Linked DNA regions of Mus musculus: region 2 is linked to region 1. Evidence: chromatin loops called from intact Hi-C (ENCODE). Cell type or tissue: heart. All regions are shown on one strand.

Evidence for each region. A loop is a pair of places that touch in the nucleus more often than their neighbours do. Peaks named below come from ENCODE experiments on the same cell type or tissue, not always from the same donor. Only the 100,000 strongest peaks of a DNase experiment are listed, where the experiment ranks them.
Region 2: a loop joins it to region 1, with 6 times the contacts of the local background. A loop is called at or near these places in 8 of 42 quality-filtered maps.

Annotation. Positions count from the first base shown.
Region 1 is chr6:145,413,737-145,421,736 of GRCm38, reverse strand. It overlaps Lmntd1 (lamin tail domain containing 1), which reads left to right. Exons shown (of 10, transcript NM_028742.2): 6 at 1,863-2,049; 7 at 4,218-4,337. Among named protein-coding and RNA genes, the nearest start is that of Lmntd1, 17 kb to the left of the region's middle. In heart, CTCF peaks have their summits at 1,100 (motif pointing right) and 4,583 (motif pointing left); a DNase peak (open chromatin) is centred at 4,576.
Region 2 is chr6:145,819,792-145,827,791 of GRCm38, reverse strand. It overlaps Rassf8 (Ras association (RalGDS/AF-6) domain family (N-terminal) member 8), which reads right to left. Exons shown (of 5, transcript NM_027760.3): 5 at 6,713-8,000. Among named protein-coding and RNA genes, the nearest start is that of Gm38927, 19 kb to the left of the region's middle. In heart, a CTCF peak has its summit at 3,760 (motif pointing right); no DNase peak of the experiment used is centred here; H3K27ac peaks cover 609 bases.

The DNA.
Region 1 (8,000 bases):
CACAGTGGTCTAAGCACAGCTAATGCAACGCTGAAGAAAGAAAATGAGGGAGGTTTTTTTTTTAATTAAATACTATATAAGGCAGTGGAGAAACTGCTATGATGCTGTGACAATGTCACACAGATGAGAGCCTGAGGACAGCAGCCACGCAGACAGACAGAAGGACATAGGTGTTGTCATGGGATGTCACCAGGTAGAAAGGGAAAGGGCACTTTGCCTGTTTTAGGCAGCTATACAAGTCAGTTCCCACCGGTCAGATGAATTCAGAGGCACCACTGAGGACCTGTGAGGAGTTGGTCCTATAGGGATGGAAGCCATGTAAAAGTTGCTCTGCGGCCACCTGCAGTCCCAGTGCTTAGAAGGTGAAGACTGGAGACCTCCCGGGCAAGGCTGGCCAGACTAGAGCAGCAAGTTCTGCGTTCAGCAGGAGCAACCACCTCAGGCAAGAGGAAAAAGTTGCCAACGTGAACCTCAGGTCTCTCATGCACACTCACAAGCACAAGGAAATGCATGTGCCTCCCACACGAATGGATGTGCAAACTCACACACACACACCATATACAAATATGTATACAAAGAAATCTTGGTTTTCCATACCATTTTTAAATTTAGCATTATAGATAAGAAATTGTGGGGAAATGACAGAGCAATGTAACCGTGTTCTTGTCAAGTGCTTGGTAAGTAAGACTTATGAACTACTGTGACCAGCCAAGACACAGTGATGTGTAAGACTTGTGAACCATTGTGAGCAACCAAGAAACATTGATGCTGTTCATAGCTCACCACAGTCATATCACGACCTTCAGCTGTGTTGCCAGTGACACTGAAACCTGCAGATTCGAAATTGACGTAGGCCCTGCAACATACTACATTCTCAATAAAAGAGGCAAAATTTTTAAAAGACCTATAGTATGTGTGAATAATGTCACATTCAGAATTATTTTTAACTCACAGTGACTTCATCCTCATGGTCACTTTATCAGAAAAGAACTATGTGCTTTAGCTTTTGATGACCATACTTTAAGACTTAAATGTTATGTTTCTGGGTATGTGCCTGCACATGGGACTGTGTCCCGTGTGCATGTGGTGCTCCTGGAGGCCAGGAGAGGGCGCCAGAGCACCTGGAACTGAGTTATTGGAGGTTGTGCACATCATGTGGGTTCTGGACAGCAAACCCATCCCCTCTGCAAGAGCAGCAAGTGCGCTTAGCCAACAAGCCATCACTCCAGCCCTTTGGTGTCTTTTTGGGTGCTTGATGTCATGTCTTCTGTTGAGAGCAGAAAATTGAGAAAAATCATAGCCACGTTTTCCATGATCAGAACCAATAGGCCAAGCTATTTTTCTCAGGTTGCAAAATACACAAGTTGTGGAGGCCGTGGAGAAGGCTCGGTGGGTAAGAGCACTGGCTGCTCGTTTGGAGGTGCAGGCTCAGCCCCCCGCACCTACATGGCAGCTCACTCCTGACTGATATTCTGGTTTCTGGTTACCCAGTGTTCACTCTGACCTCTGTAAGTACTATATGCACAGTGTACAGACAGACATGCAGGCAAGACACCTGTACACATAAAATAGGACCCAATCATTAAAACGTCCTCAAGGCCTCTATAGACTCTTGCCTAAGAGAGTCCATAGCTCTGCCGTTCATTACTCAGGCTCTGTGGGTGGGTGGGTTGGTTCGTCTCTCAAGAAATCTCAGCTGGCTAGGAACATGCTGCATAGACTCAACTGACCTTGAGTTTGTGGCTCTCCTGCCTCTGTTCTGAGTGCCAAGATTCCAAACACGCACCTCGTTATGGGGTTCTTACTGTGGGCCAGAGACATTCCTATTCATACCCACCCTGTCTTCGTTTCTTATTTTCTAGTTCTCTCGGAGAAATTAAAATAGCTGAGGTAAATATCAAGGGCCTCTTTGTGAGGCTTGTCAACTCCTCCAATGAAAAGGAAGTAGAGATTGGAAACCACATTCTTCAGCAAAACGTGAATGGACACGCAGTCTCCTTGTACCAGTTCCCCGACAACATCACACTGCAGGCCAACTCCACGGTGACAGTAAGTATCTGAAACCACCAGCTGGGTGGACTGTGCACGGGAAACACTGCGAGCTGGGAACACAGTGGGCAAGGACACAATGATGTGTGACTAGTGTGAGTTAGGGGTATCGTAATGACATACAGTGACCTGGGGATGCTGTGAGCTGTAAGTAATATAGACTGGGAATACTGGGGGGCTGGAATACCAGGGATCTAGAATACTAGGGGCTGGAAATACCAGGGGCTGAGAACATCTTGACCATGTGTTGAAGATACACTGAATTGGAAATACCCTGATGTAGGAATACCAGGAGCTGAGAATGAATTGAGTCAGGAATCTCATGATCTGGGAAAACTGTGAGCTAGGAATACCAGGGTCTGAGTGATGAATACTGTGAGCTAAAAATACAGTAAGTTGGGTACACATGAACTGGGAACACCAAGATTTGACCATGATTTGAGAACATGGTGAATTGGGAATCCTGTGAGCTGCGGATGTGGTTGGCTAGTGATACCATGGGCTAGAAATACAATGAGGTAAGAATATAGCAAGCTGAGAACCCCAGGAGCTGAGAGTGCTATGAGCTGGTCAAATACAGCAAGCTGCAAATACCATGAGATGGCACCAACAGAAGCTAAGACCATCGTGAAGCGGGAATGGCCGGAGCCAGTGCTATGGTGGGTTGGAATAGCCTGAGCTGACAGTATGGTGAGTTAGGGATACTGTGCTTTCGAGATATCATGAGCTGGGACTCCCAGGAGCTGGAAATGTGGTGGATTGGAAGTACCATGATCTGGGATTGGTGTGAGTTGGGGAACAAATAATCTGTGACTGCAACATGAGTAGAGAACACTGAGAGCTGGAATTTATTAATGCATTGGGAACACTATCAGCCAGGAGTGTCAGGAGCTAGGGAAACTTTAAGCCAGGACCACAGGGCTGCCTTGAACAGAAAAACATCACAAGCAGGGAATACCGTGAGGGAACATGGTGAGCTGGGGGTAGCAGGAGCTGGGAGCACTGGGAGCTGGGAGCACTGGGAGCTGGGAGCACTGGGAGCCAGGAACACTGGGAGCCGGGAACACTGGGAGCCGTGAACGCTGGGAACTGGGAACAGTGAGCTGGGAACACTGAGAGCTGGGAGCACTAAGAGCTGGGAGCACTGGGAGCTGGAAGCACTGAGAGCTGGGATCACGGGGAGCTGGGAGCACTGGGAGCTGGGAACACTGGGAGCTGGGGACACTGAGAGAGGAGCACTATGTGCTGGGAGCACAGATGAGAGCATTGTGAACTGGGAGCACTGAGAGCTGGGAACACTGGGAGCTGGGAACACTGGGAGCCAGTAATAATGTCAGAGCTGGGTTCCTATAGGGAATGCTGCCTCTACTGTCAGCCTGTGGCTTGGCACAAGTGGCCTCGTGGATACTTGATCTTTGTACTAAATGTGATTTTGTGGTTTGTAGTGTCGTGGATGGATGCCTGTACTTTGCTCTCCACAGCTTTCTTCCGTGTAGTAAGCAATCATATTCTGGCTTGTCCTTCAAAGTGAAAATCCTAAGTCTGAAAATGGATTCTTAAAAGAGAAGTAAAGAGCTGGTCATCTCAGAGAGCAGGCACTAAGGGGGTTCTCCCTGACACCCCCCATCTGTGACCCTCTGAACCTTGATGTCTGGTCTGTAGCCATGTGCTGCAAGAGTATGTGTGTGCTTGTTTTACATGACACTGAGATAAGATCTCTACAAAATTACTTTAGAAAACCACAAAATCAAGCTACAAAAACAAGCAAAGCAAAACAAAAAACCTCAAAGGTACGACCTAGTGTTTTGAATAAGCCTACAGTGTGCATTTATATCTATCCTGGATCCGCTTGCGGACCACAAGCCAGGGCTGGGTGGTTGTTTAAACCGTGTTCGGTCACTGTTTAGCATTACATTATATTTTAAAACAACCTAGAAGCTCAGATGCCTATATAGTCCCAGGTCCTCAGGAGGCTAAAGCTGAGGCACAGAAATGATGTGAACGTAGGAATTCTAGCCAAGACCAGGCAAATGCAGGGAGAGCCTTCCCACCTTTAATGACAACGAAAACCCTATCTGTTCAGAAAGATTAATAACAATAGCACCGTCGGATGTGGCTCTGGGTGGAACCGCAGTAGCACTTGTCAGCAACAAACTGCTTTCTCTAAGGTGTGGGCAGCAGCTTCGGAAGCAAAGCCACAGCCACCAACGGACTTTGTTTGGGAGGAACAGAGCAAGTTCCGATCCAGTCCGGACTGCACGACCATCTTGTGCAAGCCCAATGGTGAGGTGAGTGTCAGAGTTTTCAACACTCGATGCTGGAGTAGCCGGCCACTGTTCCCTTCGGCCCTTGGTCCTGCTCACATTCTGCACAGCACATCTAGAGTCACCCCCAAATGCCCCCAGCTAGTGCCTCAGGCAGACCAACACCCCTCTCTCCCAGTGTGTGCCCAGCAGCAGTCAGGGTGTCCCGAGTTTCTGATCAACAGCTGTCTCCTATCCCTCCCCAGTGTGCCCCCTTCTGGCCATTTGGAGTTATGGCACCCTGAGCTTCCGAAGGCTGCAGCAGATTCAGAGTCAGGGGTGGGCTTTATTTGCGATCCTGACTGGAAGTGTGAGATAAGGAAGGTACTGCACATGGCCTTCTCTGCTCAGCTATTCATCCCAACAATGTTTCTTGGGAGTCTTGCCTTTGCCTATGCTCTAGGCTGAACTATGCACAAGGAACACAACACAAAGACTTGATCTCTGCGCCCAGGGGGGTGCACAAGCTAATGGAAGGGCTTATACTCTTAATTTGAAATAACTATCTTCTATGCGGAATAAAATGAGATACTTTAGAAATAATTTTCTGGGATTCTTTCCCCATGCTTGGCAGTCTCATGCTTTCGTTGGTATAAAACTAGCATAATTATAATTTATTCTTTAATTCTTATCCCTAGACAAATTTGCTACGCCACAAAACCATTAACACCCCCCCCCATAATATGTGGACTAGAGTATGAATTTCTTTCTTACTTCATTATACAATGATATTCGGTAACTACCTGTTGAACAGGCTAGAGTAAAATTTTAAAAGATTTTATTTTCTGTATATGTTGTAGGGTGTGTGTATGTATTATGTGGCATATGTGTGTGAGTGTTCACAGCATGGGGTTGTGTGTGTGCAGTGTATGTGTGTGTGTATGTGTCTGAGTGTGTAGAGAATGTGTGTATGTGTGCAGTGTGGGGCATATGTGTGCCTCCTGTGTGTGCATGAGAAAGAATATATGTGCGTGCATATGAGAGAGTGTGTGTGTGCAGTGTGGGGTGTATGTATGTGTGTGAATGTATGCAGTAGTATGTGTGAGAGCATGTGTGTGTGAGGATGCATGCAGTGTAGTGTGTGTGTGTATGAATGTTTATAGCATAGCATGTGTGTGAGCGTGTGTGTGTGTGTGTGTGTGTGTGTGTGTGTGTGTCCTCAGAGTAAAGAAGGGAGTTCAGAATCTCAAGAGTTGGAATTGCAGGCTGTTGTGAGCCACTCACGTGGGTGCTGGGAACCGAAGCTGAGTCGTCTGGAAGAACAGCATCCTTACCTGTTTAATCGTCTCTCCTGCCCTTTGCTGGGTTTCAGATTGGGAACTCTCTAGATTCATCTTTACTCAGCCATCCATGTCTTCGTGATTTAAACTGAATTTTATAATACTTGTATTTAAAATTGGCTAGAAAAATAAGGACATGTAATTCAAATGAATTACCCTGTCTCCTGAGACACCATCAGCAAAACCCAGGTTAAGACGGAGGGCTGGAATGTGAAATGTCAGACCACCTTCCCTGCCTGCGGAGGGCACCTCTGAAGGAGATAGGAAACTGTAGGTGGTTCCTTCCTTTTGTGCCTTCTCCACCTTGGCCTGATCACAGTTATGGAGGAGCTTGGCCAAATCTCCTGTCACCGTGAGCCACTCTGCCATTGTTTGCCCACCATCATGGCATGAAATCTCATGAAATTATGAACCAAAATCAATGCCTGCTCAGTAGTATTCATGTCCATCATTTGACTGTCCCTTCACACCTCACACCCTGCAGGCCAGTCTTGGTCCCACAGAGGCTCTCTTCCTCCCTTGACGCAGTGCATTGTTTGGCACTTGTCCTGGGTGGTTCTAGAGTCATTTGGTAAGTGGGGACTTCAGTAGAGAAAATGTGGCCATCAGATTGGCAAGTCTGTGGAGTCACTGCCTTGATAATGATTGGTGTGGGAGAGTCCAGCCCCCTGTGGGTGTGCTGATGCTGGTCATGTAAGCTTGGGTTAAATAAGAGAGCAGGCCGACAAGAGCCAGAGGGAGCGAGTCAGTAGGCGGGGTCCCTCAGCCTCTACTTCGGTTCCTGCCTCCAAGCTTATGCTGCTGGTTCCTGTCCTGACTTCCGTCTGTCCATGATGGACTGTGATCAGAGCCTGTAAGCAAATAAACCCGTCCTCCCCAAGACGTTTTTGGTTACGGTGTTTATCACAGCAACAGAGAGACCTAAAACAGCAGCAACCATGGCCAAAACCACGGACAGGGAAACCTAAGGTAGGAGAGGCTTACTTAGGCTGCAGTTTCAGGGGATCAAACCCAAAGGTTGCTTGTCCCCTCACACTTGGAGGAAAATATTGGTAGCAGAAGCTTGCAGCACTTTCCGGAAAAGGCTTGAGATAAGGCAGCCCACAGACTGGCTGGCACTGGTGAGCACAGCTAGGAAGCACTAGGTATTCTCAACAACTCACAGATAACACCATCAAATGAGTACCAGTGTTCAATGCACACAGCGATGACGACGACGACAACAGCGCCACACCGACTACAGTAGATGACCTCCTCTTCAGGCCACACCCTTGGGTTTCATCCCATTGGAAAAACCCAGCTGTGACAAGGCAGTAAGCTTCTTCAGCTAGAAAATGCGCCCTTAATAAGAAGGCCAGGGAGAGCCCGTGTCCACCTGAGACCCTAATAAAAACTCACAGTTCTTTACAGACAAGATCACCTCCATTCTTACCTCAGTGAAGCTAGTCCTCACCTGCAATTGCAAGAAAGGCTTTCCTGGAAACCCTGATTCCTGCCCGTTTGCTGCATAAAGCAGACAGGTTTTGCCAGGACCCAGGGGCCGCTCTCCAGCTATGCCACGGACCAGCCGATGACAACCTGCATCTTGTGGGGAAGTCTCAGCCATTCCCCCCTCTGCCTGGCACAGCCCCACAGACCAACAAAGGTGTCTCTCTGGTCCTCAGTAACACTTGCTTTGTGATAGAGCACCGGCAGATGACATTATGGATTCTCTTCAAAGACAAACTAAAGTGTGACTTAGGCCACACTTGGAACCACCTTGTCCTAAATGACTATAGCCAAAGGCCACTAAAACCACAGAAGCCATAGAGTGTGACGAGGGGGATTTGAGTTTCTTCTGCCTGCAGATTTGTAGGTAGCCATTATTCTGACTGCTCCCTGAAAATCTGACTCTCTACTCTCCTCACTAATGCGCTGTGAGTCTGGGTTTTCAAAACAGTGCTGTCAGTCAGTCACGCTGGAGTCACAGCGTTTGTGGACGCTGCTCATCCTCCCTCGGTGTCTGGGACTTCGTCAGGCCCTTGTTTTACATTTAAGATCCAGATATGGCACAGATTTCTCCTGCACAGTGGTAGCTCATGGAAGGGCTGGTTAAAGAAATCACAACAGATTTAACATGTGATCAGGGAGTCCCTCTCTACATTGGTGTATACCCAAAGAAGACCTATAACGTAACTAAGTCTAGAGAGCTAATGGACAATGGACTAAAATCACTTAAATGGCATTGCGTCTGGGGTTTTCAAAAGTGAATTTCACTTGTGCTTGTCAGAGATATGTGACATACATAAAACTATAATATATTATAGTTTTATATATAAATATATATTAATTCTGTAATTAGTGTTGAAATAGCCCGGGCAGCATAGCA
Region 2 (8,000 bases), 410 kb before region 1:
TTAGGGGGAATTCTACTTTGCCTAACTGCTTGGCCCTGAACATTGGTTTTCTATCATGACAACAAACTTCCCGAGAGAAACAACTTGCAAGGAAAGGTTTCATGTCTGACTCACAGCTCCTGCAGTTTCAGTTTGTGCTTGCTTATAGGCCAGCGTCAAGACTGAACAGCATAACATCAGGCTGTTCTCATGGTAACAAGGGGAAGAGATGGTGGCAAAATACACCTCATCAATCTATGCCTCCAGCCACCTACTTTCTCCCACCTTCTAAAGTTTCCAAAGCCTCCCAGTAGCCCATTCATATATGGATTTGTCAGCCCCACAGTCAGTCAACCCCAGAGGCCCCACCTCTGACTACCTGCACCTGTCTACATGTGAGCCGGGGGGACACTCTTAGGATCCAGAAACACTGTCTCCTATCTCTCACACAGGCCTCACAGTGACTACTCTTGGCTCTTAGATACTGGATTTATACTTCCTGGGGCCTCAGCTTCTCTTGGTAGGTTGTGAAGTTTCTCAGCATCCAAAATCACGCGAAGCAGTTCCTTTTTCTAGGTCTTTGTCCCAGAGAAATCTGTCTGTCCACTTGTCCATCATCTATCTACTGATTGCCCATCTAGTGACTACCTATCGTTTGTTAATACATATATATATATTAATCTATAATATTTATAAATATGTCAATCGTCAATGCTCTATCAGTGATCTATTGACCAGTCATTTGTAATCTATGTCTTCAATTTTCTATCTTATCTGTCATCTTCTAATTAGCTTCTAGCTTATGTCTACCATCTACCATCTATTGTGTATCTTCAATCGTGTCTATTGATCAATCATCTATCCATCTGTTTATCTACTTAGGATCTATATTCTCTCTTCTATTTACCATCTATACTCTTCTTCTGTCTCCATCTATCAATCACATAGCTATTTAGCTTTCATTTATTTTCTGTTCACCATTACGTTGGGTCTGTTTCTTTGTCCATGCTTCATAAATGCATCCTCCAGGGACTGCCCTCCTCCGTAGTGTAGGCTGGCTGCTGTTTGCCTCTGGTGATCAGTCCCTGATTCCATCCTCATTCAGTGCCCTGGTCTGTTACTGAACTCTAGGTCTGGGCAGTTTGCATTTCTGGAGCGCTTTATTCTTTTAGGTGGGTCTGTATTTCCAGGTGGTGTCTCTTCCCATCTGAAGAATTTCTTGTGCTGCCGGTCTCAGGTGACGAATTCTTCTGGTTTTGCTTATTCCACTGTTGTTGAAAATTAACAACAAACCTCACAGTCATCCAGGAGTCAGCTTCAGCTTCAGCTGGGTCTGTGGACCCTGGACCAAGGTCTCATGCAGCCCAATGTGGCTTCAAACTCTTGATCCTTCTCTTAGACCCCTTCATGCTGTGGTTTTAGGTAGGTACTACCATGCCCACGCAGTCTCTCTACTTTTTTTTTTTTTTTTTTTTTTTTTGTTAACACTGGGGATTGACTCCAAGGCCTCATGTATTCCAGCAAAAGTTCTACCACTGAGCTAAAATCCCAGTCTCCCTTTTTTCTTTCTGAAGGTTTCACCAAGTTTCTCAGGGTGTCTCTGAACTCATTCTTAGCTTAGACAGGCCTTCAATGTATAATCCTCCTGCCTCAATTCCCCAAGCTCCACCGATGAATAGCCCTTCACCATCACCAGTAGGTCTTATGCTGTGACCCTGTTTAATAAAGGGAGTTTTTATTTTACCCCTATATGTTCTTGACTACTGGCCATTAGATATGGCTGCCTATGTGTGACTTTCTTACAGAGGGAGCTGTCATACTGTGGAAGTCTCTTTACCACGGAAGCTTTGGTGGGGTTTGCGACAGACATATTGGTCTTTAGGAAGAAATAACAACACTGTTTCTCCACAATCAAAAGATTACGGTAAAAGTGTAATTCCATACCAGACCTACAGGAGTTAGAAATGATGGGACTTTGCAGTGACGTCATTGCTCTCTGCACGTGCATGTATCATATTTCACAGGAGAGGACATCCTGGCAGCAATCTGAGAAGTAAGCTTATTAGCCAAGTGGATACTACAGAAGCCACAGCTTACAGATGACATCAGTTTATCCAGCAACTTAAGGAAGGAAAAGCTTATTTTAGTTTACAGTTGTCAGGGATACAGCTCATCAAAGTGGGAGACCCACATGTAGGGAAGGAGTATGAGGTACTGGTCACGTGGCACCCCAAGCAAGAAGCAAAGAATGGACAGGAAATAGAACCAGGTATAAAACCTAATGGCTCTCTTCTAGCGCTCCACTTCCTACTGTGAAGCTCCACCCCCTAAATCTCTGCAGCCTTCCAAAGCAGTTCCACCAGCCAGGGAACCCCTTACTGAACTACAGGAGCCTAGAGGGGACATTTTACAGTCACAAGATGGCATGGCCAGAGACCATCTTCCTGTGTAGGGCATGTTGATTGGGCAAGTTTTAAGAGAAATCAAGAATGAGGAGGAGAGAACAGGGGGTTTGTGTGTTTTAAAATGTGATCAAAATACTGTCTTTCATGGAAGGTCTGTGTATACAGTAACTGATCTCTGTAAAGATGTAGCAAGTACCATGGAGTCACAGATGGGACCAGAGAGCATGATACTGAAGCAGGAAGCTAAGCTAACTACACACCTTTAAAACAACAATACATATCAGTAGGGATGGGTGCCTTGGGAATATTCAGAATGGGACTCATTTTCAGACCTGGGAGAATCGGAACTAAATGCCTATGCAAAAAGCCCTGGGGAGCAGCTGACCATTCAAGGCTCTGCCAACAGCAGAAGTCATCCTAGAGCCTGGTGGTGTTTGTACCCCAGCTCTATTTGTGTGTGTGTGTGCACGTTTGAGAGCCCTTGTTTATGTACATGTGTTTGTGAACATGCGTGCATAGATAGGTCCTGTGGAGCTCCAGGTCCAATGTTTCTCTCAAGGGAACTAAGTAAAAATAAAAACTTGCAATACAGGTAAAGAAAAAGCAAGAAGGCTACACATTGGATACAGAAAGAGTTTTTGAAGATATGTAAATTAAAATTAGAATACTTACACCCATAGCAGAACTTCTCCCAATATGATTCTTATATATAAATTAAAAAGAAAAGACTTTTAAGTGAAATTTAGAGCATGAAGCCATGTTAGACTTTAGGATGATGGGATCTGTGGATGATCATGCTTTGGACTCAGGGAGTTGGCCTCTGTCAGGTCAGGACAAACCAGGTTCAGCTATTAGTCTTGAGTGAGCAATCAAGACAGGCAGACTAATTGTGAGAAACAGAAAAAGGGAGTGCACTTGATATACCACACTGGGAAGAGGGTTTTAGCAGCCCCAGGGTCTTGATTTCAGGTTAAGTTTTAAATACAGTAGCAGGCTGTGCACACACAGGCAGCTCTGGTCCAGGGGTGGCGCAGCTGCCTCTGACTCTTTGTTCTCCTTTCTGTAAGGTGGTCTACACAACTGTGAATTTTTTCTCAGAAGAAAAGTTTCCCCGCTGGCTGGCCCGGGCTCTAAGGGATTCTTTTCTCCCAGCTTGAGATTTCTGGGGGTGAGAGGAGTTCCGATTTCTTCCACTTCTTCAATAGTCCAGTAGCCAAGCAAGGAGCACAGACATGTCCTTAGACTATCTTCAGCCCTTCCAGGATGGTTACAAGTACAGCTAATCTTCACAGAGCCACAGGATGAAGCATTGGACCCATAAAGACAATCCTGGGGACATTTAGGTTGAAACATAGCCAACAAAGTGTCTTCCTGTAGAGGGCACCAGATGACTAGGCAGTGAAACCTTGCTGCCCTGTAGTGGGAAGTCCTGGGAAGGAGCCTCTGTGAACATACTGGAGACTTGTGGAAGTTGAAGATCCAGGCTGGGGGTGGGGGGTGGGGGAAACGACACACGGACTCAGTCTTTCCCTGCAAGCTCCATGCAGGCAAGTCCCAGCTCTTCGTATATGCAATCTCTGTGAGACAGCAGTCAGGAGCTTCCTGACAGGGTTGACAGAGGCTGAGGAGAGAGGCTATCAGGCATGCACATAGTTGTGGCAAACAGCAAACATGGAGAGTCACCACAGGCTAAACTACCGTCTGGCAGTTTGCATTGGTGCTCTTAGGAGGCAGAGAAGATGACCTTAGACTTTTATTTGGACAAGAGTATTTAATCTTACTTTTCATTAGATTGTGTTTCCCATGTATCTGTGCCAAAGATGGAAGTCCAACTTAGGAATGGGAGTGAATTCTGAAGTGAGTCTATTGAGAAATAAAAACTCACCCACCTCCAACTTGAGTGTCTGTGTCTAACATTCATGTCAGATATGCAAGCAGGAAAAGGCAGAGATCAGATCTTTGAATATGCTGATTCCTGACCCTGGCTGTGAGGCAAGGCCACAGGGTCATAGGCCAAGCAGGACCTTCTGTGGATAGGCAGATTGCTTGCACCAATGAGATGACAAAGCGTCAGAGTGGGAGGGGTGTGGGTGAGAAGGGGCCAGGCCTCAGTCCGCTGCTGGCAGGCCTCTCCTTACATCCCCACCACTGTGCTGTTGCCAGGAGACTGAAGAAGGGGCCAGGCCACATGGAGTGCAGTGCGGAATGTGTGAGAATGTGCAACCTGTGGTCTCATGAGTCCACGTGATCTGACATGGGCGAGGACTCACTTTCTCTTTTGCAGAGGACAGGACGCACCCACAGATCTGTCTTTTAATACAACTTATCTCTCTCCAAGGCACATATATGTACCCGTGCCCAAAACAGGGACGAGAAAAGCAACATGAAGCCCTCCCTGTTCACCTGGCAACTTAAAACCACCTGTAACTCCAGTTCCAGGGGATCTAACACATGTTCCTCTCTAGCCTCTGTTGGCATCAGGCACACACATGGTGTATATACATACATGCAGGCACAAAATTCATACACATAAAATTAAATATATATCAAATATACATTATATAAAATACACAAATATATATTATATAAATAAAAATATATAATCTATAAAAATAAATATATAAATATATTTTAAAAGGCTGTCTTATTTCACTTAGTAACAAGTGCCCTTACGTGCAACCTTGCCACCCTAAAATATTCTCAAGAAGATGCTACAGTATTCCACAGCCCACTCACATCAGAGAGGTTCCCATGAGTGCTTGCTCAGGAAGCTGCTCCATTGAGCTCTCTTATCCTGTTGAGTCCTTATTTCCTGGTAGCTGTTGGCGTCCTGTGTGGACTTTTTAATGCCTAAGCCCCCACAGCTGCCTGCCCCCTCAGCCCCTCACCTTTGGCTGTCTCTTCTGCGCTTCTAACATGGTACCTTACCACATGACTCCTCAGTGACTCAATCAGGAAATTGCTTATGCAGCTTTTCACAGTGGGGAGGTCAGTGGTTCTATGGCCGTGTGCAGCAGCTGACTGCATGAATCCAGCGGACCAGGAAGCAAGAAGCCAGTCGGAAGTGGGCTGCACTATATACCCTCCTGGCCCATCTCCCTCTGGCCCACTTCTCCCAGCTAGGCCCCTGTCCCTAAGGTTCTATCACTTTCTAAAACAGGACCAAATGTCCAAACAGGAGAACCTGTGGGTCCATTCCCCAGCTCCTTACAGGGCAACCAAGGCTTTCATAACCATGACAACCAAGGCCTTCATAACCATGATGTCTGCCCACTCTCTGTTCCCTCCTGCTTATACTATCTAATCACAGCTATTCAGTCCTTCATAGTTCTAGCTCCTAGACAGTGCCAGATGCCATTCTGATTCCTATCTCCTGCTCCAGGGTCCTGATGCTTGGGCTGATGGGGAAGCCCTTCTGGCCACCGTCCCATGACACTGGAACCCTTGCTCATTTAACTGAGCTTAACATGTGGTAGTGAGGTTCACCTTCCTCATGAGAGGGTAAAATCCTTGAAGTGGGGGACCCATGTCAAGTTCAGCCCAGTATGGCCATAAGTAGGGCTTACTACATACATACCCCACTGGCATCTCCTATGTCACCCCACATGAAGAATGTAAGTGGCCAGGGAGGAACTATGTAAAAGAGGACACTGTTTTGTTCAGCCATTAACACATGCTTTAGCGAGGGCAGGGTGGATCATTAAAAGTCTAAAGCTTCCAACTAGGAGTCAGAACTGAGTAAGTCTCCTCATTTCCTCTTTACGTTTATAGCATGATGTTACTCATGTGTATTTTCTTAACCTAGCCTTAGCTCTACTTAAAAACACTCCTGCAAACATGGATCCACTTGCACATCAGAGGTGGCAAGATGCAGATGCTGTCTTCTGCAAGCCCCAGCACATTTGCACATCATGTTCGGAGGCCAGAGGTCAACTGTAGGTACTGGTCTCAATGGCCCTCCATCCCCACTGAACTTGTTTCGGCTCGGCCGGCCGGTCAATGAGCCCAAGCCGTCCACGTGTCTTTGATTCGCCAGTATTGATGCTAGTGGTGTGACATGTTACACAGGGATGCTGAGGACATGGACCCAGGACTGGTGCTTGTGTGCCAAGTTCTTACTCACCTGCTGAGCACCCCCGGCCTAGCTGTACCTCTGTGTAAGAGACCATTCTGAGGGTTAACAGTATGTTCAGAGAAAGGTCTTTTGTTTTTTTTTTTTTTTTTTTTTTAATCACTGATACATAGACCTACTTTCTTTGGCATCTTTCAAAGGAAACAATATTATATCTTTAAGTATTAAGTATATAAGAAAGCAAGCAACAATTGTATTGCTCCAATGAATCTTGAAAATTTATTATTTGGGAGAATATCAGATATTGATCTTTTTGCTTTATAGCTCATGATAATAATCAGAAAATATACATTTTGAAATAAAGTCAAAAGAAAATAATTACATATAGTACATATTACAGATTTCTTATTTATACATCAGCAAAGCAGTACTAAAAGCATATTTATGGCCCACAATCAGCAAATGTGGACATTTTCTGTCTAAAGCTGCAGCAGCTCAAATCCTTCTAGGTCAGTGAAGGGACAGAGAAATACACTGAAGGGCTATCACCCACCATGTCTGGCTGTAAACCTGTATTTCCACTTTTCCCCTCTCCCACACATATGCATATATTTATTGCCATTAGAGTTCCACTGGTTTAACACCACACCATATAGCCATCTGCGGTCATTTGGTTTCTATAAATACATATAAAATGAGCGGGAAGGCGCTCCCGCGGCTTGCACGCACGCAGCCACTGCCCTGGCATGGAAGGTGCACTGGGAAACGTGGAGCAGCAATACTGAGTAACTACTGATGGCCGTGAGCTGACACGGCCAGCAGGCTTCTCCCAGAACTTAAAAATACCACAGCAGACATACGAACACACAACTTTAAAACACTGGCGTGATACAAAAGGAATACTCACGAGCTAGCCTCGCCACAGTATCTACCGATCAAGACAGGCTTGTGTTTGGGAAGCACACAGAGCATCGTTTAATATACATTAAGGCCTAACCTGTCAAAGGCAATGTCCAATGCTAACTGCCCATCTTCCTGTGCCCGCCTGCCATCAGGCCTTTGTCTTTTTCACATGATTTCCTCAATCTATCAAGGTCCTTACTTGCAAAGATGTTCCCAGATGTTGCTCTAGGTGAAGACTTCTTGTCTCTGCAGACCTTTTTGCACTTACAAGCAGCTGTGTTGCCGCAGGACTGGGCTGTCTTAGCTGTGGAGGAGTGCTGATCTGTCGGTCCGTGCTGCCACACTCCACAGCGAGTACCATGAGCTGCATCTTCACTGTGCAGGCTCTGCTGGGCGGAGCTATGCCCAACTGCCCCCTGATAGTTATGTCAATCTGCACAGTCAGAGGGCAACTTCTATCAATACCAACTGAAGCCTCACATATAAAATTCCCTGTTCACGGAGACAAAAAAGGAACACTAACAGCCAAAATGTAAAGGAAATGAAAAAAAATAAACACACAAAGTGAGGTAACCCACTGTGGGTGATTCTCTGAGAAAGAGGATACTCTATAGGTCAAATAGACCAATGATACTCAAATT